7 separate regions of the Mus musculus genome follow, and all the other regions are linked to region 6. Evidence: chromatin loops called from intact Hi-C (ENCODE). Cell type or tissue: left cerebral cortex. All regions are shown on one strand. Region 1 overlaps Map2k6 (mitogen-activated protein kinase kinase 6). Region 2 has its middle 21 kb from the start of Gm39445. Region 3 overlaps Gm11682 (predicted gene 11682). Region 4 holds the start of Kcnj2 (potassium inwardly-rectifying channel, subfamily J, member 2). Region 5 has its middle 220 kb from the start of Kcnj2. Region 6 has its middle 11 kb from the start of Gm30158. Region 7 has its middle 21 kb from the start of Gm46300.

What was found. Peaks named below come from ENCODE experiments on the same cell type or tissue, not always from the same donor. Only the 100,000 strongest peaks of a DNase experiment are listed, where the experiment ranks them.
Region 1: it touches region 6 in a loop (6-fold over the local background); 14 of 42 quality-filtered maps call a loop at or near these places.
Region 2: it touches region 6 in a loop (3-fold over the local background); 9 of 42 quality-filtered maps call a loop at or near these places.
Region 3: a loop joins it to region 6, with 5 times the contacts of the local background. A loop is called at or near these places in 23 of 42 quality-filtered maps.
Region 4: a loop joins it to region 6, with 8 times the contacts of the local background. A loop is called at or near these places in 11 of 42 quality-filtered maps.
Region 5: it touches region 6 in a loop (11-fold over the local background); 2 of 42 quality-filtered maps call a loop at or near these places.
Region 7: it touches region 6 in a loop (3-fold over the local background); 11 of 42 quality-filtered maps call a loop at or near these places.

Annotation. Positions count from the first base shown.
Region 1 is chr11:110,497,123-110,501,122 of GRCm38, forward strand. Map2k6 (mitogen-activated protein kinase kinase 6) reads left to right here. Exons shown (of 12, transcript NM_011943.3): 9 at 775-852; 10 at 2,261-2,400. Among named protein-coding and RNA genes, the nearest start is that of Gm39446, 22 kb to the left of the region's middle. In left cerebral cortex, a CTCF peak has its summit at 1,906 (motif pointing right); DNase peaks (open chromatin) are centred at 1,881 and 3,650.
Region 2 is chr11:110,356,378-110,360,377 of GRCm38, forward strand. No RefSeq gene overlaps it. Among named protein-coding and RNA genes, the nearest start is that of Gm39445, 21 kb to the left of the region's middle. In left cerebral cortex, a CTCF peak has its summit at 1,595 (motif pointing left); DNase peaks (open chromatin) are centred at 19, 1,591 and 1,901.
Region 3 is chr11:110,535,456-110,539,455 of GRCm38, forward strand. The region is part of intron 2 of Gm11682 (predicted gene 11682); the gene reads left to right. Among named protein-coding and RNA genes, the nearest start is that of Gm11682, 3.8 kb to the left of the region's middle. In left cerebral cortex, CTCF peaks have their summits at 1,263 (motif pointing right) and 2,260 (motif pointing right); DNase peaks (open chromatin) are centred at 1,855 and 2,273; H3K4me3 peaks cover 438 bases.
Region 4 is chr11:111,064,141-111,068,140 of GRCm38, forward strand. It overlaps Kcnj2 (potassium inwardly-rectifying channel, subfamily J, member 2), which reads left to right and starts at 2,024. Exons shown (of 2, transcript NM_008425.4): 1 at 2,024-2,194. In left cerebral cortex, CTCF peaks have their summits at 683 and 2,009; DNase peaks (open chromatin) are centred at 748, 949, 1,123, 1,944 and 2 more places; H3K4me3 peaks cover 3,505 bases; H3K27ac peaks cover 2,965 bases.
Region 5 is chr11:111,279,506-111,283,505 of GRCm38, forward strand. No RefSeq gene overlaps it. Among named protein-coding and RNA genes, the nearest start is that of Kcnj2, 220 kb to the left of the region's middle. In left cerebral cortex, no CTCF peak of the experiment used is centred here; DNase peaks (open chromatin) are centred at 1,981 and 2,433; H3K27ac peaks cover 1,205 bases.
Region 6 is chr11:111,521,456-111,525,455 of GRCm38, forward strand. No RefSeq gene overlaps it. Among named protein-coding and RNA genes, the nearest start is that of Gm30158, 11 kb to the left of the region's middle. In left cerebral cortex, a CTCF peak has its summit at 2,233 (motif pointing left); DNase peaks (open chromatin) are centred at 1,016, 1,457 and 2,210; H3K4me3 peaks cover 682 bases; H3K27ac peaks cover 1,210 bases.
Region 7 is chr11:110,571,109-110,575,108 of GRCm38, forward strand. No RefSeq gene overlaps it. Among named protein-coding and RNA genes, the nearest start is that of Gm46300, 21 kb to the left of the region's middle. In left cerebral cortex, a CTCF peak has its summit at 1,630; a DNase peak (open chromatin) is centred at 1,637.

The DNA.
Region 1 (4,000 bases), 1.0 Mb before region 6:
GTTGCTGGGAATTGGACTCAGGACCTCTGGAAGAGCAGTCATCTTGCCGCGGAGCCATCTTGCCAGCCCCTGTGGGATATGGTTTTAACATGTACATTTTGGGATGACACAGAGACACAAACCATAGCATATATATTGCCTTTCGGAATTATCTCAAAGGGGCGTGTTATTTGAAAATGCATGTAAGTAGTAGGCACTTGCACTCAGTTTTACACACTGACTCACACCCGAATGTTAGCTTGATTGCTAAGGATAGAAGACTATGGAGATCTTAAATTATCCACACAAGGGAGCTCTGGTCATCACAGAATGGCCAACTGGAGGAATACATTTATCTTAGAAGGGACTTGAGTTTGAGATTGAAAACTTCTTGCCCATGTTTGAGTAAAATCCCCGAGGTCTCTTAACATCAGACGGTAGCTATGAACTTCTGCAGGCTTTTGTGGCTTTTGAGCTGTTGATGTTTTTTACCAGGGATAATTTTAATGGATAGAGGAGCTTTTGAATGTGTCCCGGTGTTCTTCTTAAGGCAATTAAAATTTGTTCTGCGGGATCTGAATTCATTGCTGCCTGTGAGAAAAAACCAATATAAAGAAGGGAAGCCCTGTGGAGACATTTCATAGCTTGTGATTAGCCAGTCTTTTGGCCCGGGAGGCAGGCTAACAGAGTCAAATAACTCATACGGCAAGTGCTGGTGTCTCCTCCTGAGTCTTTATTGAGCTACGTGGCATTGCAATCGTCTTTCCGTTTCTTAGCTGTCTGTCTCCTTTCCAGCCTGAACGAATAAATCCAGAGCTCAACCAGAAGGGGTACAGTGTGAAGTCTGACATTTGGAGCCTGGGCATCACCATGGTAACCTATGATCATCACTGTGGGCTACGAGGTTCTGAGCGCAAACCTGGATGGGGTGGGCTTTGGGGACCCAGAAGCCTTTGATATCACACTTGGGCACCCCTTTCTCTCTGAGATGGCAGGTTATTTTCCAGGGCTGATTGTTTGAAGTACTGTACAGTAGAAACTGTACAGTGAGATCTAGCAGTCCAAGTTTTCCTCCCTTTCTGACTGTTACTAGCCGTATGACCTTCACAAACTCATGTATTCTCACTGGTGATCTTTCTGATAGAAAAGGGATTAATAGAGTTTTTATAGTTTAAATTAAGTGATTAGGACCAAGACAAGAAGCTTAAGTTACAAAACCAGGACAATAAAAGAAATAAAATAAAATAAAATAAAACAAAACAAAACAAAAAAACCAACCCAAACCCTCTCCCTGCTAATGTGTATGGACCCTGATAGGCCAAATGTACTAGGTTGTGTATTTTAATATTTTGAGAACAGACCTCATGTAGCCTAGGCTAGTGTCAAAATCTATATGTAGCCCAGGATGACCTTGAAGTTTTGATCCTCCTCTCTCTGCTCCCAAAGTCCTGGGATTGCAGGCATGACCCATCATGCTTAGTTTGATACGGTCGACCCCTGGATTCATGGCTACTATGCAAGTACTCTGCCAACTGGGCAACCTCCCAGGCTCTGCACTGAACATTTGCATGGTGGAAGTTTTAGATGTGTGAGTTAGATCTACCCTTGGAACACGATAATGCATAGTGTACTTTCTCAAGCACGGGCCTATGGCCACGCAGCCAGTCCCTTATCTGTAACCTCTGTGACTGTACATTTTTAGTCTATCGCTGAGGTCTGGAATTACCCACAGTGGTCCTGGCTACTGCCCAGGACCAGCAGCTGATTATATCCAGTGAGTTATTCCATGTCCCTGCCCAGAAAACATGTGATTCTGTAACAGCAGAGTGGCCTTTACTCAAGTCCAAAAAAAGATCAGTCATTTGGTCCTGGGTAACTTTTTTTTTTTTTTTTTAATTTTCCATTTCACCAAGAGACCTGTAGGTGGCAGCAGAGGCACAGTGCTGCCAAAGTCTTTACGCTTTCCTAGTCTGGCCACATATTTGAAAAACTGGTTGTTTCCTGTGTTGAACTTTAATGCTCTTGGCTGATAAGTTTTTATGAAATAGGCCCGGGTGTTATCAAGGAGCTCATTTATTTAGATAGGTTTAAATATCTGCCACTGGCAAGACAATATTTTAAAAAGCAGGAGGCACTAAGATTTTGCGAGAATGGGTCATTAGCTTGGCTTTCTTCCCTAATTATATTTGAGCGTCACCTCTGGTCTTTCTAAAAGGAAACACAGCTGCTTCCTAATGAGCATTTCTTAAAATGTTGCCACCCCTCCCTTCCCTCTGTTTAGATCGAGCTGGCCATCCTTCGGTTTCCTTATGATTCTTGGGGAACGCCCTTCCAGCAGCTAAAGCAGGTGGTCGAAGAGCCCTCTCCTCAGCTCCCAGCAGACAAGTTCTCCGCGGACTTTGTTGACTTTACCTCACAGTGGTAAGAGAACCCTGCACTCACAGATCTATGCCAAAGACGACGAGCCGCTCTCATGACTCTCCCCGGTGGGGTCTGATCCATCACATACGCTCATTCCAGAAGCATCCACGGAGCATGTCCTCTGGGCTGCAGAACATAGCCCTGGCCTCTACTCCTAGTTCCAAGGCTAGTACGGAAGCGCACTCAAGTCAATATTTACTTGAAAGTACTATGATTGGCAAGACCGGATAGAGTGAGATACATAAGTATTTGGAGGATGCAAAGTCAGATGGGGTTATTTTTGTTTCGGAGGAAATAAATCCTGAGCAGAGGCCATGCGAGGCATTTCCCTAGCTAAGGTGAGTCAGGAAGGAGAGGTCTTCCCATTGGAAGGATTGCGTCACTAAAGCAAGAAAGACCCCTCTCTCTAGGACCTCGTGATGGTCAGTTAGTTTAACTTCCACCCTCGTACAATCTGGAGTCTCTGTTGTTTAGAACAGGTTGGCCTGTGGACAGTCTGTGGGGGATTGCTTTGATTATGTTAACTGATGTGCAAGGATCTAGCCTAAGAGGAAATGGTGCCATTGCCAGGGTTTGGCTCCCGGACTGTATGAGGGAGAAATGGAGTTATGTACTCGAAGCACGCATGCGTTCGTTTCTCTCTGCTCTAGACCCGAATGAATAAGGTTTACGTTCCCGCTGCCACGACTTCCTGCAGCGCTGGACTGTAGCCTAGAATTGTGAGCCGAGATAAATCATTTCTCTTTTAAGTCATGTTCTATTATGGTATTTTATTCCAGTAACAGCTGTAAGGAGTTGGATATTGACTACAGCATAGAGCCAAAGTTTAGCAAGGCCTACTGGAAAGCTAGGGGTGGGGGATAGATGTCAAGAGTCTCTGGGACTAAGAAGATTGTTGGACATTCAAGAATGTTTCCCGGATGCTTCCAAGTCCTGCAGAACTTTGCCTTCTGCAGAACCCATGTTATCTGTGGATGGACTTGTCCCGGTAGGCATAATAGGTACTGCCGGGGGTTTGGAGGCTAATCCAAAGAGGGCTGGAGCACGGAGAGAGAAGGAAATGACTAGTATAGTCAGAGAGGATAAAAGAGGACACAATATCTTCCAGGTACTCACATGATTTCTGTCTGCACCGCGGCCACGATGCTTAGCGTCGTCACGTGACAGTAGTGGCAGCCGCGGATGCAGCTGGGAGGAGGATGTCAAGAGGGCAGCCCGAGTGGAACCCAGTTAGTTTAGACAGCTATCCTGTGAAAGCAGATGGAAACTTCGAGCGAGTGGGTGGGTCAGAGCTGGCTCTGATTCCAGCTGTGTCTCGTGGAGGGAGTCATTCCTGCTCAGACTCGCTGCGTGAATTGACCTAGACCTGGGAAGGGCCCCGAGGTACAGAGGATACCGAAGCAACACACCTTTGGTCTCCTTGCTCCTTTGGACGTGGTGTTCCAAATACAGTTTTTACTGGGGACCGTGATGACACTGGGCAATGCTTGGTTGCTTAAGGCTCTTGGACCGGTACTTGGTGCTCACCCATCTGCATCCGCATCCCCATCCTGGTGCTTTCCCTTAGTGTTTTACAAGGCTACCCTGGTGGCTTATTCTG
Region 2 (4,000 bases), 1.2 Mb before region 6:
AGTCAACATGTTTTTCTAATTTTAAAATGTGTGAGTTTTAGCCGGGCGGTGGTGGCACACTCCTTTAATCCCAGCACTAGGGAGACAGAGGCAGGCGGATTTCTGAGTTCGAGGCCAGCCTGGTCTACAGAGAGGGTTCCAGGACAGCCAGGGCTATTCACAGAAACCCTGTCTTGAAAAACAAAACAAACGTCTACAGTGAAGCCAGGCAGTGGTAGCCCACTCTTTTAATCCGAACACTTTGTGGGCAGAGGCCGGTGGACCACTTTGAATTTGAGGCCAGTCTGGCCTACTGAATGAGTTCCTGGACAGCCACGGTTACACAGTGAAACCCTGTATTGAAAAACAGAAACATGGACTGGAGAGATCGCTCAGTGGTTAAGAGCACTGAGTGTTCTTCCAGAGGTCCTGAGTTCAAATCCCAGCAACCACATCGTGGCTCACAACCATCTGTAACAAGATCTGACTCCTTCTTCAGGAGTGTCTGAAGACAGCCTCAGTGCACTTATATATTTATTATTATAAATAAATATGAAAAAAAGAAAAAAGAAAAACAGAAACAAAAAGTCTACATTGAAAATACCAACAAAAATATTCTCTATGCTGCATTCAATTGTATTACATTTTAGTATAGAGTCAAATAGTTTCCTATAGAAAGACATCTTTTTCCACACTGCAATGACCACATCAAAATACTAAATTTGAAACTAATTTAATTCCAAGTATATGGCACCCACCATCGCATGGTCCCTGTTCTGTCTAAAGCACATTAAGCACTGAGTAAATTAGGATTTGCATATCTGTAGTTCTAAATTGAACAAACAGAAGAAGCCATGTTGCTTCTCTCTGCCTCTCTGTTTCTGTCTCTGTCTCTGTCTCCCTCTCTCCCCCTCTCCCCCCTCCCTCTCTCCCCTTCTCTCCCCCTCTCCCCCTCCCTCTCTCCCCCTCTCTCCTCCTCTCCCTCTCTCCCTCTCTCCTCCTCTCCCCCTCTTCCCCCTCTCTCCTCCTCTCCCTCGCTCCCTCTCTCTTTCTCTCTGTCGTCAAAGTTTCTCTGTGTAGCCATAGCTGTCTTGGAACTCACTCTGTAAGCAAGGCTGGCCTAGAACTCAGAAATCCTTCTGTTTCTGCCCCCTAAGTTTTGGGATGAAAAGCATGCACCCCCACACCCAGCTATGACTGCCATCTTAACTATCCAAGGGAAACAGTTTTGTTTTGTTTTGTTTTGTTTTGTTTTGCATTCTCTTCAGTTCTCACTGGCCAAATTTCTATTTCAATTCCTCAACTCTTAGTTTCTAGTTGATTTTGATTTTTTTTTCTATTTATGTAATAGACAAAAATCAGCATAAGGGTATAAAAATAACATTAAGATGCAAATTCAGAGTCCATAGGAAAAGAGTTTCTGGGCTGAGAACATTCCTGCTTGAGTTTTCCATGAGAAAAGAACACCGTTAAGATTGAGTTTTGAGGGATTAGAGAAATGGTTCAGCAGCTAAGAGCACTGGCTGCTCTTGTAAAGATCTTCCTTCCACTCAAAACCTACATAACTGCTCTGCAATTCCAGTTCCAGAGGAATCTAATGCCCTCTTCTGGGCCCAGAGAGCACTGCACAGGGATAATGCACAGATACAGGAAGGCGAAGCACTAACGCACATAATATAAAAGGAAGTACATCTTTCTTTTTTAATTGGTGTTTGAAATACCCTTTGGTTGATACTGATGCACCGTTTGCCTGAGTTGGCCAGTACAGGTGGATCTAATTTTCTTTGTTCAATTATCAACTCGGTAGGCATCGCTTTCCCAGAAACCCAGGCAGCTTTCAGAGGCTGCGGTGGGAAAGCATGGCCCTCGAAATGCTAAAATGGGGAAAACAGCTTGAGAATGTTATGAGGCAGGAGGACTGACGTGAGAGATATTTTCATCTCGGGAGACTTGGTGCCAACTCAGGGCAAAGTTAGGAAAACAAAGCACGGTTCGCAGGAAAGTAACACTGCATGGAGAAGGTGAGACGGGAACAGAGTCAGAATGGAAAAATGACTCACGCACTGACTCACGCCATTGTCATCTGTCCTCGTGATGACTGTCAACAGACATGGTTCTATTGACACACTCTGTCACTGTTCAATCACAAAGAGTCTATGCTATGAATGGTCACCTTTTTTTTTTTTTTGAGAGCCCAGTACAATGTTAGTAAAGACCTATGTGGGATAGTGCAAAGAAAGAATTTAATAATTTATATCCTTTATCCTATGAATGTTGGGTTGAAGGTGTAAGGGGATGTGTGTTGATAGAATGATGTTTGTTTATTTTAAAGATAGACTTTGTTTTTATTTATTTGTGTGTGTGTGTGTGTGTGTGCATACATTTGTGTTAGTGTGTGTGGGGTGTCTGAGGAGGTCTGAAAGGACATTGGATCCCTTTCAGCTAGAATTAGAGGCAACTGTGAGCCTCACTAACATGGGTCTTAAGGAAAAGCAAAACAAAACTCATGTTTTCCGAGAGATCTGTATGCACTCTTAACTGCCGAGCCATCTCTCCAGCCCCTAGACTAGTTTATACTGCTAATAACTTCCTAAAACTGACTTATTGATCTAGGTCACACGTAGTGTTTAAAATGTGTGTATTAGTCTGTTGCTATTGCTACTATAACAAAATAGTATAGATTAAGTGCCTTTGAAGTCCAAGATCAACCTCCTGGGTGATTTGATATTTTGTGAGGACTCTTTCTTCTTGTAGGTTGCTGCATGGGTGGAAATGAGATGGAGAACAAGAAATATATTCAGTTTCTAATAAAAACAAAGTCCTCTTTAGTTAGGAACCATTATCTCTCAGTAACTCTATTAGCAGATTTGATCATATTTGGGCTTCGGTCTCCAGTATATGGATTTAAAGGCAGCAGAGTTCACAGCACAGCAATGGCCATAGAGCAATGTCCATACACTCTGACCTCAGGATTTCACTTCTACCACTTTTCCCCTTGTATGTGGAACAGGCTATGATGGAGACTAAAGGAAGCTACTGGATTGAAGCCCTAAATGGAAGCGTAGATGTATTCGCCTTAGTCCTTATTGATGGCTTTGTCTAAGGTAGAGTCTAGCTGCAAGAAGTAGGTCATGAGAGTTGGGTTTGCAAGACTCCGTCTTATCCCGGTCCTTTCTCTCCTATCTAGTTCTGCTCCCCAGACACCGTGAGATCAGCAGATCAGCTCCACTGTGCCCTCTCTCGCCATGGATCTCAGTCTTACCAGTCCCAAGACAACCATGCACTTCTGAGATCACACGCTGAAGGAAATCTTCCTTTGAAAGGTTTCAGGTATTTGTCACAGTCACCAAAGGGGAATGGGATAGGGTGGGGGGTGCTCACAGAATTGTTGTTAGGAAGATCCCAGACCTGTTTTAATCCTATGCTTTCCAATAACATCTGTTGAGAGATTTGTCATTCATTGAGTTTGCAATATGCTTCTGCTGAGACTGAGAGTCATTGAGTGTCTAAAAGATTTATCTTACGCCTGAAAGTTCTTTGTCTGCACTTATATATGCATGCCACGTAGGTGGCTCTTGCCTACGGAGATCAGATATAGGCACAGAATCCCTTGGAACCAGCGTTAGACTGGCTGTAAGCCACTGTATGGTTCTAGGAACCTACCCCAGGTCACCTGCAAGAGAAATACGCGCTCTTAACCACTGAGCACCTCTCCAGCCCCACGTGTCTATCATTTTGACACTTCGAATTCATGAAGTTCATTTTAATTATATGTGCCCTTCCCCCAGCCTTGAGTTGGTTATACAAGTCAACAAACCTGGCCTTGCTACATTTGCATCTTTCTGCCTGAGCCTTGAGGACCTGACGGCCTATTAAGCAACTCAATCAAGCTGAAACAAAGGGATGGGCTTTTGGGTTTTGCCTACATAAACGCAGACCTGAAAATTAAAATTTGAGCCTTGATCAGAGAACCTTTGTCCTGGCTCGCTATTTCTCTCGTCCACCCATCCTAATTCCATCC
Region 3 (4,000 bases), 990 kb before region 6:
CCCCACACCCCCAGCCACTCAGCGGATCATGTTTTGATGAAAGAAATGACTGAATTCATAGGAGATGGATAGCTGCCTCTAGATCTTGTTTTTCACACAGCTCCTTCCACGTCAGATTGTAAAATTGTCATTCGTAAGCTGTCCTTATATTGAAATCTCTTACTGCGAGCGTAGCGCATCCGTAGGCAGCGTTGCCAGCAATTATAAATACAGTGGAATAGTTGTATGCACCATTTTCCCCGACCTATGAATAAGGAGGACTGTCTTCACGTCAAACAACAATGAATATTCAAATTCATTATCCAAAGAATCACTTTGCTGGTCCTCAGCTTTCCGCAGGCCCTCTTGCAGGTCCTCAGCTTTGTGCATGCCCTTTTACAGCAGCTTTGCGCATGCTCTGTTACGTGGCAATCACTGAGCTATATGCGTCAACGGCGTTGGTGCCCCTATGCCCATTCCCTCAGGGTTCTGGCTGGTGTTGAGTACACAGCTACGCGGATCATTCAGACCAGGGGGGCTACCACTGTCTTTTGACTCATCTCTGGCTTCAAAGGGGCTATGGCCTCACAAAGTTAAGTGAAAATTGTGTAGTTTGTATGAATGGCTGTTTTCTTAGCGAACCTTTTGGGGTAAGATATTGGAATTCATTTAAAAGGCTCAAATCTGTGACTTTTTACTACTTATACATTTTATTAATATGTTCTGTCATGTATACAGATTACATAACTGAATATTTATGGCCTAATAACATATAAACATCCTCAGCAACTTCTCCACAAAGTAATAGATTTCTACTCACCATCTAAATAATCACTGTACTTATGTTCCTATACTATTTTGTATTGTATGTTCACATAGTATATTAACACGTAATAAATTTAATGTTTCATACATACTTAATATGTTAATATATAACAGGAATCATTTTATAAAATACTTGCATTACATAATGCAGTAAAAATTTATATTGACTATTCATATTATATAAGGTTGTATCTTATAATAAATATATTAATACGGTTCACAAAGGGCTTATATTATATATGCTAATGTATCACTATTTGCTATATATAATAATATATAATTTGTTATAAGCAATATATGTACTTTATAAATGGTTATGCTATACCAAAGGCAATATAATATGCTGATGTAAGTGAGGGTAGCGAAGAGTTAGAAGTTTAAAAAGATTTATTTTTATTCTATGTGTGTGGATATTTTGGTTTGCATGTGTATTTGTGCACCATGTGCATGAAGTTCCCAAAGAGGCCAGAAGAGGGCTTCAGATCCCCCTGGGCTGGAAATAGAGTTGTTTATAAACCACCAGCTAGGCTCTGAGTCCTCTGCAAAAGCAGCCGGAGCTCATAATCACTTAGCTACCCAATTCTCCAGGGCTGCAAAGAGTAAAATGTGATAAAAGAGGATTAAAAAAAAAAAGAACCCTGGAAAACCAGGATGTATTTTCAAATATTTATTATTGTTTCATATTTATCTCTTAAAATGTTTATGTTTGTCATAGTTTTGGGAAACTTTTGTATTAATGTTGTGTACGGTTTAGGAGTGGTTTGGATGTGAATAAGCCTTAATTGCTTGCACAACGGAGGCTGGGAAACCATTTAAATTCATTGACTTTATTTTAAACTTCCTAGTTAAAAAAAATAGAAATTTCGTGGAAATTTCCATGTGTATTTTGATCAATTCACATAATTAGTAGTAGTTTTATTCTTTTTTGGCTCTTCTTCCCCTCCCCCGATCAATTTCTCAGTTACAGTCGCAAACGCTAACATTTCCTCAGTGCTGAGAAATGAGCTCTTTTAAACTGACGCCTAGATTCTCATAGTCGGCCTCTTCCTTTCTAAAGGCAGACTATCTTAACTGTTTATTCAGCACGTCTATGCCATCTGAATCCTCTTAAATAGCAGGGAACACAACGAAATATTTAAAATTCTCCGTTTTCCAAATAAGGCCATATTTATGTGGACAACGTGACAAACTCGTTATTCTTTGAGGTTACTGGCATATATGATACTACATTTTGGAGAAATGAAGCGTCATTTTAGTTTGGGAGTTTCCATCAGAAAGCCTCTTTCAAATGCAGTTAAGAGTTTAGTCTTATGAAATTATTTGAGCATTACAGTGCTCAGTGTGATCGTGTGGTCGTGCATATACACATTTTCCATCAGTGATAACGTTGAACAGAGTGTGTTGACTAGGAGGTGTTTCAATTGGAAAATTTCCGTCCGATTTAAAGTGACCACAAGGGGGCAGCAAAACACACTGGATTCTCTATGTGTCGCGGCAAGGGCAAGAAATTTCCTAGGTAAAGTCAGGCTAAGAAGGCAAATGAAAGACCCGTGAGCCATCCTTAAACGCGGGCATTTCTAGCCAAACAGTGGGTCTGGTTGGGGTGTGTGCGCGCACGCGCTTTGTATCCTAAGGCAACTGAGTCTAGGAGACACGAGCTTTTCAAGTGTCTTTAGAAGAAATAGTGAGGGCTAGAGGTATGGCCAGTGGTTGCTTGCATTAACTAGCCTTTCAGACTCTATTCCTAGCATTCACGTGGAGGCTCACAAATATCTAGAACTCCAGTTTGGGAGGGTCTGATATCCTCTTCTGGCTTCCTCTGGAACCAGGAGTGTGTGCTTGGTACACCTACAATGCATGCAGAAAACCAGTCACGCTCGCAAAATAAAAATAAAATTTTAAAAGAAAGACCACTAGGGATCTATACCCAAGGAGGGCACAAACCTGATATTTATCATTCTATTTTCTAGTGGATCAAATTTTGAGCCCCTCTTCTTCCTCCTCCCGTTAGAATTTCAGTATATTTACTGGAAAATAATAACAGGGTCAAGTCAATCAGATTTAACGTTTGAAAAACAGGAAACAGACTTGAGTAAGACGCTGCAGTTGCTCACGAATCATGGCTACGGGACACTTTTAAAGAGGAAGTATTACAAAAGTGCTGATAGAGTCCAGGGTACTGGACGACTTAGACACTTCTGTCGGACGTTCTGGCTGTGGGATGCACAGTCTTGAGTGTCTCTTTATCTCTTAGGTGACTTAGCTGTTCACAGGGAAGCCGGGAAGGATGCAATAGGCTGTTTTTACGTCAACTGAAGTAATTAGTTCACCACCTACTTAGCTCAATGTCTTCCTTAAGATAAGACTTCAGCAAACATGGCAGCCATAAAACTGTTACAATAACTGATTGGCATGGGATAGTCTCAGTCATTATTTCTTAGTGACTAGTTGGGTGATTTCATTTAATCTTCATATCCAGCATGAGTTTTTTCTTTCTCTTCTCTTCTCTTCTCTTCTCTTCTCTTCTCTTCTCTTCTCTCTCTCTTTCCCTTCCCTTCCCTTCCCTTCCCTTCCCTTCCCTTCCCTCCCCTCCCCTCCCCTCCCCTCCCCTCCCCTCCCCTCCCCTCTTTTTTCTTTCTTTTCTTTTCTTTTCTTTTCTTTACTTTTCTTTTCTTTTCCTTTCTTTTCTTTTCTTTCTATTGGATAGTTTCTTTGTTTACATTTCAAATATTTTCTCCTTTCCAGGTCTCCTCTTTGGAACCCCCCTATCCCATCTCCCCCCCCCCCCAACTGCCTCTATGAGGGTGCTCTCCCACCCACCCACCCACCTATCCACTTTTGTCTTCCCTCCCTGGCATTCTCCTACATTGGGGCATTGAACACCCTCAGGCCCAAGGGCCACTCCTCCCACTGATGTCCAACAAGGCCATCCTCTGCCACATATGCTGCTGGAACCATGGGTCCCTCCATGTGTACTCTTTGCTTGGTGGTCCAGTCCCCACCCCCCTCCAGCTGTAGGGGGTTTGGCCGGTTGACACTGTTGCTCCCTCCATGGGGCTGCAAACCCCCTCAGCTCCTTCAGTCCCTTCTCTAACTCCTCCATTGGGGACCCCACACTCAGTCCAATGTGTGGCTTTGAGCATCCACCTCTATATTTGTCAGGCTCTAGCAGAGCCTCTCAGGAGACAGCTATATC
Region 4 (4,000 bases), 460 kb before region 6:
CAAAACCATAGGATATTGTGTTCATTTCTTTAATGATCTTCCCGCTCTATGAAGCTGTCTTGGCCTGGTGCTTATTCATTTTACTAAGAGTGAACTATTTAAGTAAAACAACTGTAAACTAGAAAATACTTCCTTTCTCTGGGTAGCTGGGCTATTTCTAACAGAGATCCTAACCTGTGGGGGCAGGGGTGGGGGTGTTCCTATAGTTTGGAAAACTCTTCACCATCTACTTAGGCAGTGAGTCACAACACAGAAGAAAGAAAGGAAGAAAAAAAAATCAATGAGCTGTTAACTCCTTTTCTATGCCTTGGTCAAGGAAGAGTTAACGTTTTCCGTCTCTGGATTCATTTCGCTTCAGGCTACAACCTGGGTTCTAATATAGTCATCTTTGCAGATTTAACCCAAGCTATTTATAAATAATATATGACTTAATATATGATAAAGAAGACTTTCCTTGTGGGAAAAAATATCCCATTATACAAGGGCTTAAATGGCAACCCTCAGTATTGGGGCTTGATGGGGATTCAGCCTCAGCAAATGAAATGCCATTTGGATATCAAAAGAGTCCCAGGGCTTTCATGATCCATTCTGCACCCTCTTAAGTGTATTGCTCATGCTAGGAAAAGAGGCAGGCTTCTTAAGGTAAAATGAAAATCTATGCACATTTCACCAGCACCTCCTAGGGGCCAAGTGCGGATGTGGGACTAGGAGGTGGGTATCCACTCAGCAGCTCAGAACGGCTCCTTTCAACACTCGTACACATAAAAGTGTGCCCTGCTCCTACCACCTAGAACGCGAAATATTTTGTAGAGGTTGTTTGGTGACTCAAGGCAGTCTTTACGGGCTTAAGTTAAAGGTAGGCAGATGCTTTGGGGTGCTTGAAGCATATTCATTAAACCGGACTGCAAAACTCCGTGGAAGATAAAAGACTCCTAAACGCATCATGTCATTTTAAAAGCAAAGCTTCGCTACGATACCAATGTACTCAGAGATAACATGCACCTGCTTTACACACTCAGTGGAGAATTCATTTATAAATTGTCAGGATGCAGGTGCTAACCGAGGCTGGTTTTTGAAGGTCTGCAGTACTCTTGCCTGGTTGCTGGGAAGGAGGACGGGGAGGCGCTGGAGCGAGGGCAGAGCTGAGAGTCTGTAGGAGTTGCTGTTCCAGAGAATTCATTACTCTCTAATTGTTCTGGTTTTACATGAGCAGAGCTTGCCGGGCGGTGGTGGAGAGAAAGATCGAGGGCGAGGGCGGACAAGGCGAAAGGAACCAGCGGCTCCCTCCCTTCCCCCACACATCCCAGAGAAGTCTAGGCGCATTTTTTTTCTTTTTTTTTTTTTTGTAAGTAATTCACCATCATTTGCGAGGAGAAACGGCCCAGTCAGACAAGCAATCGCTAGCACATCTAAATTTTGCAGGGTATTGAGTGCGGGTCCCGGGACCCTTTCCAGGTTTAATTTAAGGATTATCCGCAAGCTGCAGTTGAGTGCTCTGTGGGTTTCCACAGTCTACAGGCTGGAAAAGGGCTGGAGGGAGACGCACCCCAGTGGTTATTTATTCCCTCCCTGCTGTAGACGTCTTTCCCAGGCACTGACACCTCTCGGGCCCTTATACAGGAACACGTACAGCCGGCCTCCACTGTGGAAAGAAACCGGGAAGTGTGGGTCTCACAGAACCCAGTAGGAAGCTTTGCCCAAGGCCAGGCTGCAATTAGGCAGCCGCATGGAGGCTGAGCTTCCCACCTGTTGCTGTACCCTCTGGGCCGCGACTTCCTCCTCCTCAGCCCAGAGCTGGACTCTCAGACCAGGCTAGGCAGCTGGAGGAGGTAGAGGAAGCCACAGCAGGTTCCGAGGCTGGCAGAGCCAGGGTCCGCGGGTGTAGAGATCCTCCTCCTCCTCCTCCTGATGGCGGTTCCCGGGGCGGGGGAAGCGCAGCCACGTGCGCTCCGATTGGCCAACAGTGGGCAGAGGGCGGAGCCAACAAGGCCGGTTATCACAAGGACCGCCTCCAGGCTATCGCAGAGCGCACTGGAGCCCTGGCCAGCGCGCAGCCTTCCCAGCACCGGCAAGCAGTGTCTTGGGAATTCTCACTTGCTTCGGCTCATTCTCTTTCACAAAAACCACTGGATCTTACATGCTTCTGTAATCCCCACTTCCACTCCATGTCCCCATGATCCTGTACCAGCAACAGGTAAGGGCTTCTGTGTTTTCTTCCTGTTCTCTTCTGGGTTGTCTGTGTGTGTCCAGGGCAATGAACTTGCTCCACAGTCCTCTACCCTACAGCTCCGGCTGCTCCGGAGGTGCCCAGTTGTCAGGCTGCTGTTAATGCTTTCCTCCCGCAAGCTTTGGAGTCCCGGCTCATTGCCTATATAGTTTGTGTGCGCACCAGAACATCCTCAGAGCTAAAAATACTGAGACACGCTTGGAAGAGTTGAGCAATAGAAACAGATTTCTCTGCAGCATCTGTTTGTGCTCATAACTTCCAATGCACCAGCTGTAGGGAGATATTGGGTTTAGAGTCAAGCGCGAGCCTGGCGTGGATTCTTCCTCTTATTGCGGGTGAGAGGGAGGAAGAGAAGGAGACTGGGGCTTGATCGGACCAAGAGACTTAGCACTTAATCTAGATCCTTGGTGTTTGGGGAGGGGGAGTCCTTGCTACAGATACAGCACAAAATTCCAGAGTGAGCTTCTCAAGTCTCAAAGTTCCTTTGCTGAGAAAAAAAGGAAAAAAGTAGCAGCCAGAGTTGGATTTTAGCTTCAAGACCGCAAAACTTTCCCATCCGATGTCGGTCTCCCCTAAGTACTTTGCTATTCTTAGTAATAATGGTGTAAATTCCTCATTTGAAGACAGTGTGGTTTAAGGGAAGCAATGATCGAAGCAACTTGATTCAGGGAGGAAAACGACTGCATCATAACTAGTACTCCTATGACAGTTGAGGGAAAAACCAAGTTAGGAAATGGGTAGTCGCACGTCCGTCTGCTTCAGTCTGTCAGTGGAGATTTGGATGAGGTTATCCATTCTAGAGATTTTCACAAACTCCGAAGATACCTGGCAGTAAATAAAGGCATTGCTTGAAAACCTGTTTTGGTTAAGCACAGAAGAGAATTAATATATCTCCTTTAATCATTTGTTGTCTTTTCCTATTAATAATTAATAGGCAGTCGTATTTCCTCTTGGAAACCAGCTCTGTAGGTGCACTGTGAGCTACCATTACACTTGTCTTTCTCTTCTTACCCACATCTAAGGGTTTTATTTTTATTTTCATTACATAGTTGAGTACACACACACACACACACACACACACTCACTTCCCAACGCTCAGGAGAAAAATAGGTTACTTCAAGTATGGTGGGAACAGTGACAGTCAGGGTCAAGGTCATCTCAATTTGTTTTGTGCCTCTCACTTCATATTGTGGTATTTATTTTGTTACATGATTGACAGCTGTAAAGGATCTTGTTTTGCATTTTTGTGAAATTACTTAAACAAACAAACAAGCAAACACAAACAAAGCAGTCAGCCCCTTTCAGACACTCCTTGTAGAAACTCTCTGGCCAGCTGTCTTTCTTTGAATTCTGAGTAGTTTAGAAGCTTGTCCCTCACCCATCTTTACCTGAAGGGTGGTACCATTTCAAAACGTTTAAAAAGATATAAATTCTTGTTTGCTAAACACAAGTTGTCCTTGACATGTACACATGCCTAGAGTTTGCCACAAACATTGCTGTGTCTCAATGTTAGAGGCAACACTCACACAGATATAAATGGGTGTCTCACCCCCCCACCCCCCGCCCCCTGCACTTGTCCTTCCCCCTCCCTTCTGTTTACTGAGCTTCACAGAGGTTGCTCTGCAGCAATAGGAATCACATAGCAACTTGTGCCCAGAGCACTCTGGGGCTGGTCTACATGGCGTCAGCTGGGGAATAGCTGCTCCAAGTACTCATTAGCAGACTTCTTTCGCCCAGCATCTTTTCTTCTGATATTTCCTGTCTTTAGTTAGA
Region 5 (4,000 bases), 240 kb before region 6:
TCCGAAGACTTCTAATGCATCTCGATTATGTTATGTTATGATTTATATTCAACTCAGTTGGTCATCTACTAGATTAGCCAGGCTCAACAGGCTTTTCACCTTGGTATGTGCTCAAAGTAAAACTAGGTATCTTTCCCTGCATCAGTCAGTTTGCCATCACTGGAGTGAAATACCTGAGGCAATTAACTCCCACAGAGGAAGGCTTATCTATGAAGGATCCAGTCCAGTAGTGGGCAAGCCCATTGTTCTGAGCCTCCAGTGGCATTCTAGATAGATGACAATGAGACAAACATAGCAGACATAAAAAGCCACTTATGTAAAATGCTGAAGGTCTCATTGGATGCTTGCTTTGTACACATGACTTCATGGTTCAATCCCTAGCACTGTAAAAGAAAGATTAAAAAGGAAAGGGGGGGGGGGAAGACAAGGAAAATGAACAGATATGCTGCAGTCTCTAAAATCTCCTTCAGGGTTATACTCCAAATGGCCTGAGCATATTCCCCAAAGCCTCACATCCCAAAGGTACCATTACTTTCTAATAGTGGTAGCCAGGCAGGCACCACGACTCTAGGATACAGACTTGAGGAGACATTCTACACAGAATCTACATTACTGTCATCATAGCCCATTTTCATATAAGGACACAGTCAATTAGTAAGTGGCTTGGTTAACAGCAGAGACTTGAATAATGCTCCCTCTTCAAATGCTTCAAGTTTTCTACTATAATGTTGCTGCCCAGGACTTATCTCTGACCCTCAGGCAGTACTTGGGTTATCTGTTCCCTTCTTTCTAGCAATTATCCATATCTCCATCTCTTTTTCCCTTCCTGTTCAGGGCATTTTAACTTGATTTGTTATGAACATATTCCCAGAAAACAACCATCCAGTTACCGTTACTTAGAAATGACAAATAATAATATATATGTAATACATAATACACGGCTTTCGGAAATGCTACTTTAATAATAAATACAAAACACTGGACACAGTTGTTTTAGTTTATTTAAATATTCTGTAATTGATACTTAAGACCTTTTCGTGCTAACAATTATTTATTCTAAATAAATCTGTCTTATATAAAATTTCCTTCGTTCCTTTTGTTTAATATTGTGATTTACTGAAGTAGAACTAAACCCTATAGAAGGGAAAAACATGCAAAAATGTTTACCTACACTAAGTTTCAACAGCAAGGCATGAAAGAATCCTTTTACTAAACCTAAACATATAGGCATACATACATTATGGTCGTTCCAAAAGGTGTTTCCTGATAAATTAAAATGTACTTCAATTTTCATATCTACTATCACATAATTGTTTACAGGTTGAACTTTTGGGTCAGACACTTTTACAATTAGGCAGTTATGCTCTGAATAAATCATGAAGTATTTAGTCATGCTGTGATAATGGACTAACCACAGAAAAACCAGTGGCTTGACACACAACCATTTATTTCCCAATTATGTAAAGCTGCTCAGGGTCCAACGACTCTCTTGGGTCTTTTCTCTGCAAACAGGAGCACAGAACTGGCTGTCCCCAACTTGCAACTCTGTCACCTGGAATCTATGACTTCCAGAAGTGCTGAGTCAGGAGAAGACACAGTCCTATGCCAATTTTTTTTTCACAAGTTCGGCACATGATATGGTTCACATGTGTATGCAGATGCATGCACACAGGCCTTCTGTGTGGTGGTCAGAGGAGGATTTTAGCATTCTTCTAGGTCAGCCTTCATCTTGTTCCTTCAGGTCCCCCACAGAGCCCGAAAGCAGGAGGGCAGCCAGATAGCTGTACTGGCAATCCTATTTTGCATCCCACACAGCACTGGGATTGCAGGTCCCACAGGGACACCAAATATTTACATGAGTACTGGGGATTAGGACTCAGATCTTCAAGCACATGCAGCAAGAAGCACACTTAGCCTACTAAGCTGCCTCCTCAGCTGTGAGGATCTTTCCTTTAAAACTTGCTGTTTGCCTTCTGTTGCTCTATTTCGAATTTGCAGAGGGAGCTTTTCTGTCACAAATACCTAGGAAAAAAAACCCAAGGTGTCATTCTATTATTTGCACAAAAGTAAGAGCAAATGCTTGTCAGTCTTTAAGTGTTTTTTTTTTTTCCCCTCTAAAGAAACCTGTCTCAGATTAGACCCCAAGAGGGAGTAGGCTCTAATTAGGAGCTGCTAACTTTGGGATCCTGCAGGGGAGGGGGAAAGGGCAGCCCAAGAGCACCATTAGACCTAACTGTTTACTTGAAAACAGGCTGCTTGCGTTGAAAATCCAAAGTCCAGGTGCTTGGCTCTTCTGGTATTTCTAGAAGTTTCCTTGCTTTCGTTATGGTTAAAATTTCCCCAGAAGATCATTTGGATTCTGTCTTCTTGGAAGAAGAGCACCCACACAAATGAATTAAAATACAAGCTAAATTCAGCTTTGTTCAATTGTGCCTCCACCTTGCATCTCACCCCTTCTCCCCATCCTGCATCCCACCCACAGCCCCAGGATGAACGGAGGACAACATGACTCTATTCCTGCAGAAAGCTGCAAGGTACTGACTGGCTCTTTATTTTCTTGACATCATCAGCGACTATTCCTTATATGAGGCTTCAATTCCGACCAGAAAACTCACTGCAACTCCTTACAAGCCCTGGGTCTCTGACCTGTTCCAAATAAAGCCAGAGATTTACTACGGACATTGTTGTTGTTTGGTCCCCAGATAAGCCCCTCGGTGACACTGCTTCCAGTGTGTCCTCCAGGGAACCTGGGTGAGCATGTTTTCTCCCTCTAAGAATTCCCCCCTCCTCCAAAAAATATCCTCCATGCCTGCTTCTTAAAGTAATCAGTAATTTCAGCCTATCTACTTTGAGTTGTTATGCTGAGTTTATTTATTTATTTATTTTTGCCTAGAACTTTAAAAATTAATTTCAATTTTAACTGAACTCTGCTACTGAAATTGCTTCCCTGTGCCTTATGTAATCTTACCCTTCATTTCCATTACTTCTGCATTTTGCTTTGCTACCGAGAGGAACAAGGATAAAATATGTCTATAAAGGTCTCCCAAGCTCATCCCTGGCTTCATTTTGCTAGAGGATATTGTTTAAATGATAAAGTAAAAGTAAAATAAAAAAAATTTCAACAATTCATACGGGTTAGTACACATTTTAAACAACCAAGTAAGTGAATTAGTATCAGAGTTGCCTTCTATTAGAAGAAAGCTTAAGTGGGAAACCAGAAATCACACTAACAAACGTGTTTAAATATCTCAGTATTCCTAAATCTGCTGTCCTTGAGACATATTACAAGATTCATGGTATTAAAAACTTGTTTGATTGGAGACAGATGTGGTGGCACATGCCTGTAATTCCTATACATGCAAGACTGAGGCAGAAGGATTACTATAAACTGAAAACTAGGCTCAACTAAATATCTGGGTTACAAAATATAGGCCAGCTAGAGGGATCTTAAAAACAAACAAACAAACACACAAACAAATAAATACACAAGAGATCAGATGAGAATTAAAGTTAAATTTCAGAGATAAAGAGCAATAAGAAGTGTTAGCATTTTGTCTAAGCTCCGCCCCACAGTTACCTGGCAATAGCCAGGTATGCCTGACTCACTATAAAAGAGGCTGTTTGCCCCCTCCTCTCTCTTGCTCTTGCCCTCCTGCTCCCTCTCTGTCCCCTTGCCCCTTCCCCATTCTCTTCCCCTTCTCTCTCCAAGTGCTCATGGTTCTCTCTCTCTCTCTCTCTCTCTCTCTCTCTCTCTCTCTCTCTCTCTCTCTCTCTCTCCTACTCTCTTAACTCCCCTCCCCATCCTCCCCATGCTTTGAATAAACTGTATTCTATATTATATTGATCTGTGGCTGGTCCCTCAGAGGGAAGGAATGCCTCAGCATAGGCCCTCAGAGGCACCCCCTTCCCCCATACCTGATTATACATACATCAAAACATATCCCTCCTCTCTTTATCTTTTTACAAACACATTAAGAAGAAAGAATCCTTTCATTTAGTT
Region 6 (4,000 bases):
TTGTGGTCTAAGGAGGAACCAGAGTAGATACTTAGAACTATAGATAGCTGAGTTACACTCCTACACAGGAATTTACAATGCCCTAGGGGGAAGGTGGACTATACAATAGACTAGAATTGGAACTATGGCAAGGGCATGAAGCCCTTGTCCCTGACTTCTAAGATTAAGCTGACCTTAGATGGGGTTGCTTTCGATCCCAGTTGTTAACATTGATTTTTATCCCACTTGGTTCATGTTAGCTTTTTGTATGCATTCCTCTGTTTTGTGAAAAAGTCACTTATAAGACTGGTGCTCACTTTGAGACAAATTACATTCAGATACACACTCTCTCTGGGTCTGTATTTGTTTGTCATTTCTCGCCAACTCCATTGCCCACCTGTCTGGAACTCCGAGTTCCGGAGCACGGATTGAGGGGAGCCCGACTGAGGTCAGTCCGCAGCAAATTACTAATTTGTAATATTTGTGAATTTCTGCAATAGAATGATCTTCCTTTCTTTATTACCAGTCTGTCTACTTCTTTATACTGAAGCTCTTTCAGGTTGGACTGATGTCTTAACTAATTGCATTTTGGACTGTGAGTTATTGGCCAAAATATAGCAATCCAACCAACCATTCAGAAGTTTCTGTTTGTATCATCTAGACAGGCATTTTTAAAACTGAGACTCCAAGTGACTTTTCTCCAGCATTTAGCAATAGTTGTTCTACTAGAGTAGGCATTCTAGAATTTTCCACAGAGGGTGCTAATTAAAAGAAGAGTCCCCCAGTGGCCTTCAGACATCCACGGATGGATCATCGGGCCACATCAGGCTTTCAATGTCTCTCGTTTCTTTTCCTAACCTATGGGGCTTCCATGAGACATACTGCATGGATTTTTCTGTTTTTTTCAAAATCTGACACAGAACCAAGTGTAACTTTACTCGATACTCCAGCGAAATGGAATGAGCAAATTACGAGGTGAACTTTGACCTTGCCTAGCTTAGTGTTTTGCATGTTGAATTCATCAAACAACTGCAGCTTCTACTCGGTTTTGCTTTTTTGTGCGTAGTGAGGGAAAGTTTAGTATCTTGTTAATCAACAAAATCATTTTAGGTAACGACCCTGGGCAAGTGAATAAGGCGGTAAACTTCATTTCAACACGACTATCTTTGTCGCCTGGATAATTTCAATGTTTCTCCAATATGAATATATTATATGCTTTCAAAATAAAGGTGAAGCCGACTACTGTGGATTGAGCTTGCAGAGTCGCACCCCCCCCACCCCCCCCCCACCCCACCCCCGCAGGACTGACCACTCGCAGTTCGTTTGTCCAAAGTTAAACTTAATCTTCTCGTTTTCTGTGTCCAATCTGACTGGACCAGTATCACTAGTTTCCCAGGAAACCTTGAAAGCTAATCTTTACATAACTGCCTGTGCCCACTGTTGGAATCCAGCCACTGCTGGGGACAGGCATAGCAGCTGCTCCTCTGCCTCATAGCAACACTTCACAACAGCGTGGGAGGAATACAAAGAAGAGCAATATCCCGAAATTAAACTGCCCTGGGGAGGGTGAGGGACGGGGCAGAAGATAACAGTCAACAGACTTGCTCTGAAGGAAAAAAAGGGTGAATTTTTAATGAACAGAGAGAAGCAGTCTTTGGTTTCATCGTCTGCTACAAAAGCTAGGATGCATATTTAAATACCATCCTGTCAGATCTTTCGTTTTAAACACACTACCAGAAAAGTAATTATATTTTTAATTGGACGGCTTTTATTTCGGGACGAAGCAATAAAATAGACCACTAACCGCAAAGAATAAAAGTCACTGCGTTATGCTTTTGCATAATTTCTATTTCTCCCCAAAGTCTATGACATTTCAGTCAACCATCGCTTGTCTAGCATTGCCAAAACAGAAATGATAATAAAGACGCTCTGGTCTCTCTTTAACACAGAAAGAAGAAATGCATTATATTAGTAGCAACCGTAATTTGAACCACGATTCACAAAACATGGGTTAGAAATAAGACCAGTAAAGTCAAACTTTCATGTAAAAGGGAAACAGAATAAACAGAATTGAGAGCTGTGGGAGGTGCTGTCGTTCGTCTTGCATTAATGCTCCTACATAAGTGGACAAAAAGGAGATTGATCGATCGTCTATTGAGCCCCGAGATCTCCACACCCAGAATATTGCCTACAACTTCCCATAAGGGAGGGCATGCTTTCCCCCCCAGCACAATGGCGCCACCTGTTGGCCAAACCAATTAGACGTGCTTTCATTTGTTTTGGGTGTTCTGGTCCACCTGAAATAAGCCACTGCTATCCTACCGGAACTCCCTTATGGGATGTGGATTCTAAGAGACTCTCATCTCATGTACAAATAATAAATTTTATTAAACAAATACTGGGGCAGGAGCCATGATTTGTGGGGACCCAACAAAAGTTGAAAATTGAAACCCATACTTGTGAGAGCCAAAAGTGACATTCAGGTACTTGCACACAAAACATTTCCTTTCTTTTGCTCAGCGGCATCTTGTAACGTGTCAGTGTCTTTTGTTAGCTTGGTGCCATTTATTTTCTATAATTCTAGTTTTAATAAGTTACCATGTATAATTATCATGAATTCTCTGATCTACTGTGTTTTGCAAAGCCGATTTACAAAGTGAGAGAACAGTTCACTCATGATTCTAAATCCCTGGATTTCCTCCTCTAATTGATTATTTAGAAGTAAAATAAAAAAATTAAAAGAGTTTTCATTCTGTTAAAAGGGTTTTTTTTTAAGTAAAAGAAAGAATGAAAAGAAGCTGAAGTATGATTGTGTTCCATCTCTGTGGTAGATTTCAGAATTACTGGTTATCTGATATGTGGAAAAAAGAAATGCCCAAGAAAATCTGGGATATGAATGTTTGTCCTCTGTGTTTTCTAGAATGTCATAATTTTTTTTTCCTGCACTAGTTAACAACTTCTGGCTTTAATGGAAATTTGGACTTTAAGACTGTAGGAATATCCATCCAACCCTCTACTTCTTGTACATTCCTGAAGCCTTCCCAACCTCGAAGGCCTAGCTTGGTGCTATATCCAGTGCTCCCCACCCCCGTAGTCTGAATAGCACTACTTGAACATCCCACAACCTAAGCTATTGTCTACGTTGCATCCTAGCAATGCAAGGTAAGTCCTTATGGCCAAAGACTCCATGTACTTCAAACACAGGACCCAGAGGTCCTGAGCTGGATCTGACTTTTAAGTCTCTTCCCCAGTACTAGTCTCCATGCTACTAGATGGTTCCATTCAAACTATCAAGGGATTAAAACAACTAACTTGCCTATCCAGGTATAACACCTATAAACTACAATGGCCAGCAATATACTATAACCCTAAGGGTGCAACAGCAGTATGTATTTCTCGAGGGTAACCAACAGCTTTCTAATGAGACTTAAAGCCTGCTCAACAGAAAGAAATTGTGTCTGGTAGTGGAAACCTAACTATTCATGGCTAGTGAGGTCATTGGTCTCAGAGAAGAAACTACAGGTATCACTTTACTAAATGAAGGTAATTCCTAACTGCATTCTAGGCACTTATCTGTATGACCACAGGTAAGTGTAGGCCTCACCTCCTATCAAAGGAACTTCCATTTCCAAAAGAAAGAGATCATTACAGAAAATCACAACTGTTTAAAATGCAGAGAATAAGGACCCATCTAAAATGCACCTCCTGTACTGAGGATCAAGGGATTTGAAGCAGAAGATGGGGGAGATTGTAAGAGTAAAAGAGACCAAGAAGTTTTCTGTGAGATTTCAGGTCCTAAAAGTGACAGAGAAGTGACAGCCATGGATATGGCTGCCTAAATTGGACATGTACAAGGACACCAGCAATACATATGCTAACATAGGAGGGGCAAATCTCACAGGGCTCCAACCCTAGACACTGAACTACAGGCAACAAAGACATGCTGAGAATACTCCTGTTCAGGTCTTCCGGGAGGAAGTCTGCAGAACCCCTCAATCAATTATCCCATGTAGTCATTCCT
Region 7 (4,000 bases), 950 kb before region 6:
TGGATGCTCACAGTCAGCTATTGGATGGATCACAGGGCTCCCAATGGAGGAGCTAGAGAAAGTACCCAAGGAGCTAAAGGGATCTGCAACCCTATAGGTGGAACAACATTATGAACTAACCAGTATCCCGGAGCTCTTGACTCTAGCTGCATATGTATCAAAAGATGGCCTAGTCGGCCATCACTGGAAAGAGAGGCCCATTGGACACACAAACTTTATAAGCCCCAGTACAGGGGAATGCCAGGGCCAAAAAAATGGGAATGGGTGGGTAGGGAAGTGGGCGGGAGGGTATGGGGGACTTTTGGGATAGCATTGGAAATGTAATTGAGGAAAATATGTAATAAAAAAAAGAAATACAATCAAAACAAACAAACAAACAAACAAACATCAATGCACGGTCATTCCAGCTGACTGCATAGCAGTGGCAGCTACTGAGTCCCCAGCATACACATAAGTGTGCACAGTATGGGTACCTTGAACAAGGGGAGAGTCACATCTTCGGCTGTACAGAACAGATGATAGGGGATCTGTTTACATAATCCAAATAGTATGTGCTATGGTGTGCATATGAAATGTCTCCCTAAGACTTGAGTGTTGAAAACTTGATTTCCTGTTCCACCACGCTCAGAGATGGGATTTAGTGGGCGATTAGATCACGGTGGCTCTATGAATCAGCCCATTAAGGAGATCATAATTTTTTGGCTTGTATATTCAGAGATGGAGCCTTGAGAGTGTATTTTTGGAGTGTCTATACCATATCTCTGGTTCACTTCCACCTCCTTCCTAGATACCACAAAGTGATTAACTTCACTCCCTGCCTTGCTCTTATGTCTTACCACAGACCCAGAGATAGTGGAACAACTAACGATAGTCCCAAACCTCTAAAGTCACAAGCCAATATAAGCATCCCTTTGAAGTTATTTATCGCAGCTAGTTTAGCAGTGGCAGAAGGCTAACAGAGACAAGGCCGAAGGTTATGAATCAATTATTTCTGAACTCTTCTATTTAATGCGTTGACTGTGGGTAACTGAAACTCCGGAGAGCAAAGCTACAGAGTATGGAACAACTGGGCAAAGTTATCAAGAGTATCCCTTGCCTCTATGATAGGCTTGTTTTCGTCTTCTCATTGTGTGCAAGGGAGACATATTAATAAGGGGAAATTTATGCCCTATGATTAGGAAGATGGGGAGAGGCGAGAGTTGTCTCTCAATTGCTTCCAGCTCAAAATAATCTTATGGTAAGTGGCACGTTTGAGCTTCCTCATGGGGAGGTAGTCAGGTAGTGTGAGCCTTATGCAGACTCCCCTAGAACTCATTCCGATTTAGAACCTAGTAGCTAAGTTTCAGAAGCAACTCTCCTGCATATTATCCAATGCCACTGAGTGAGAAGATCTGTCAAACAAAGGCAGGCAGGGAGTGCCCTGAGAGAATGACAACCCTACCTATTTCCTTCTTCCACAGGGTCAGAGGATGTGCCTCTCCCTCAGGCAATGGTTCGGAGCAGTTTCGCTGTTCTGACTCTCTCTCAACCTCCACCATTCAGAACCTCTGAGGTGAGTGCTGAACTCTGATGAGGGCTTACCTAGGATTTTTCTAAAACGTTTGACTTGAGGAAATATGGAAGCTAGGTGGCGCTGGCAACCACAGGCTGCACATGAGCAGCCTCTGCAAGCCTGCACATGTGTTCAAAGGCTATGAACGTGAAATCTTTCTAAGGAGTCTGGTTATAGACACGGGAAGGAAGATTTGAATAAAGGAAAAAAATACAGAAATTCAAATTCATCACCCCCAGACTGTCCAGCACCACTCGCGTCTTCTGACTTAAAACCGAAAACCCACGAAGCACGATGTAGGCTTTACCTATTTGTAAAGTCGACGACTCCTGGTCCTTTGCAATTCTAATATTCTGTTTGGTCTTTTGGTTTTGCAATCACGACTGACTCGGAATTCCACAGGAAAACCAGAGGCTCCAAAATAGCACTCGGAAGAGACTTTGGTTTTAGTCCCTTTTCCATTAATGCCTGTTTTCCACCGACCGCATAACCTGTGCATTTGGCATATTTTCCCAATAGCATTGGCTTTTATAAACCATACTGCCTGTCAGGAAATAAAACTGCCTCGGTGGAAAGACCAACATTATAGCTGAGAACACAGGAACGTCGAACCAACCACTGACAACCTGCAGAATAGGGGACAGTGGTGTGGGCCACATCCGTCAGGCAGGTTCAATAGAAGGAGCAACTTCCAGCCATGTCATCTGCTTAAGTCATCACCCACGGAGTCAGCCTCAGCTTGGGACAGAATCTAATCCTGTTAACAGAAGACGAACACACTTAAGTCAAGGCGCCAGAAGAAATGACATTCTGTTTTGTGAATGTGTAGGAAATGTGTTTTATGGAAAAGGCATATCAAGTCATAATTATATAGACACTTAATAAATACTAACGATTGCAGATAATGCTGAGGGGGAACAGAGAAGAGGTTGGAGGTGGGGATTCAGAGATTAATCTATGAAGGGTACCAACAGGAGGCAGGCAAGACTAGAATCCTCTAGTCCACTGGGCTTCATTTAACCAAGGGGTCATTCCCTTGAAAGAGCCTGCGCCTTCAGTGAACATAACAAAGGCAGACACTATGCGAACAGCCCATAAAAGGTCATGGAGCTACTCTCCTTACCCCTTTAGCTTCTTGGAGCAGAGCAACTGCCATGCAGATCTGTTTGATCTGCCTACTTTCCTGGTTATGTTAATCCTAAAGATGTGAGGAGAAAGACCACTGACCCGGATCATCACAGACAAACTAATTAAAGGAAGCTTTATTTATTCAGTACATGGGCTGCCTCCCTTACGAGACTGAGCCCATTAACATCCCCCATGTCAGTAGGTGTGAAGGCTAATAAAGCTGAAACATCTCCCCAGACTTCTCGCTTCTCCAGTGAACATTTGTTGAAAGGACAGATGTGAAACTGCCCATTGGTTATCTGTGCTACTCTAAGGAACCTCTTAGCTCCTAGAATTAACTCCCCAAACTCAACCGCTCACGGTATTAGTCAGGGTTCTATCAGGGATCAAAACTGATAAGTTAATATATAAAGGGGATTTATTTGATTTTTCTTGTACCATCTTGGATGGGTAGCTCGGATGGAGTCTCACACTGGGGAGCCCAAGCATCCAGTAATTGCTAAGTCTACAAAGCTGCATGTCTCAGCCTTCCCAATCTGGAACTGAAGGCTGGGATGATTGCTGGAGATCCTGGTCTTCAGTCTATGTTGAAAGGCTATGGAAACTGGTTCTAACAGTGGCAAAGAAGGGACAGGAAAGATGAACTTGCTAGTAGTCCTGATGCAAGCTAGCAAGCAAGCAAGCAAGCAGCAAAGTTTTCTTTTTCCATGTCCTTCTATCAGTGCTGCCACCAGAAGAGAGCACCCACATGTAGGTTTCTTCCTTCAAACGATCAAGAAAGTTCTTCACAAGAGTGCCCGTTAATGTACATTTTATTCAATGACAGATCCTGTCAGGTTAACAACCAAGATTAGCCATCGCATCCAACAATCTAGACATGGCTAGAGTAACTTCTTTGTTCCGTTCTTACCCTGTGTATCTGAGTTGAATAGGAATAGATACCCCAATTATAGCCAAGGAACAGTGGCATGCATACACTCACAGCCACAAAAATTATCACCTAAGCAAAAGGCAGCACTCTGTTGATGTTGTGTTATTTAGATATATAGGCCAATAAAATCCTAATTAATGACAGGTTGAAACAAGCTTACATGTTGGCAGGCAGGTGGGGGGGGGGGTCACAAACTTACAGTCATTCATTAATCTTGGAAGCATTGGGATATTTGTTGTAACATGGGCCAACTCAAGTCAGTTTACTTCTTCCCAGTGCTGCTTAGCCCCACCTTCTCCTCAACAACAAAGAAGCTTACTAGAGGGAACGTCTTTACTTGGTATGAGTATTGATTTTTTTTTCTTCCTTACCTAGCCCATGTAGACACT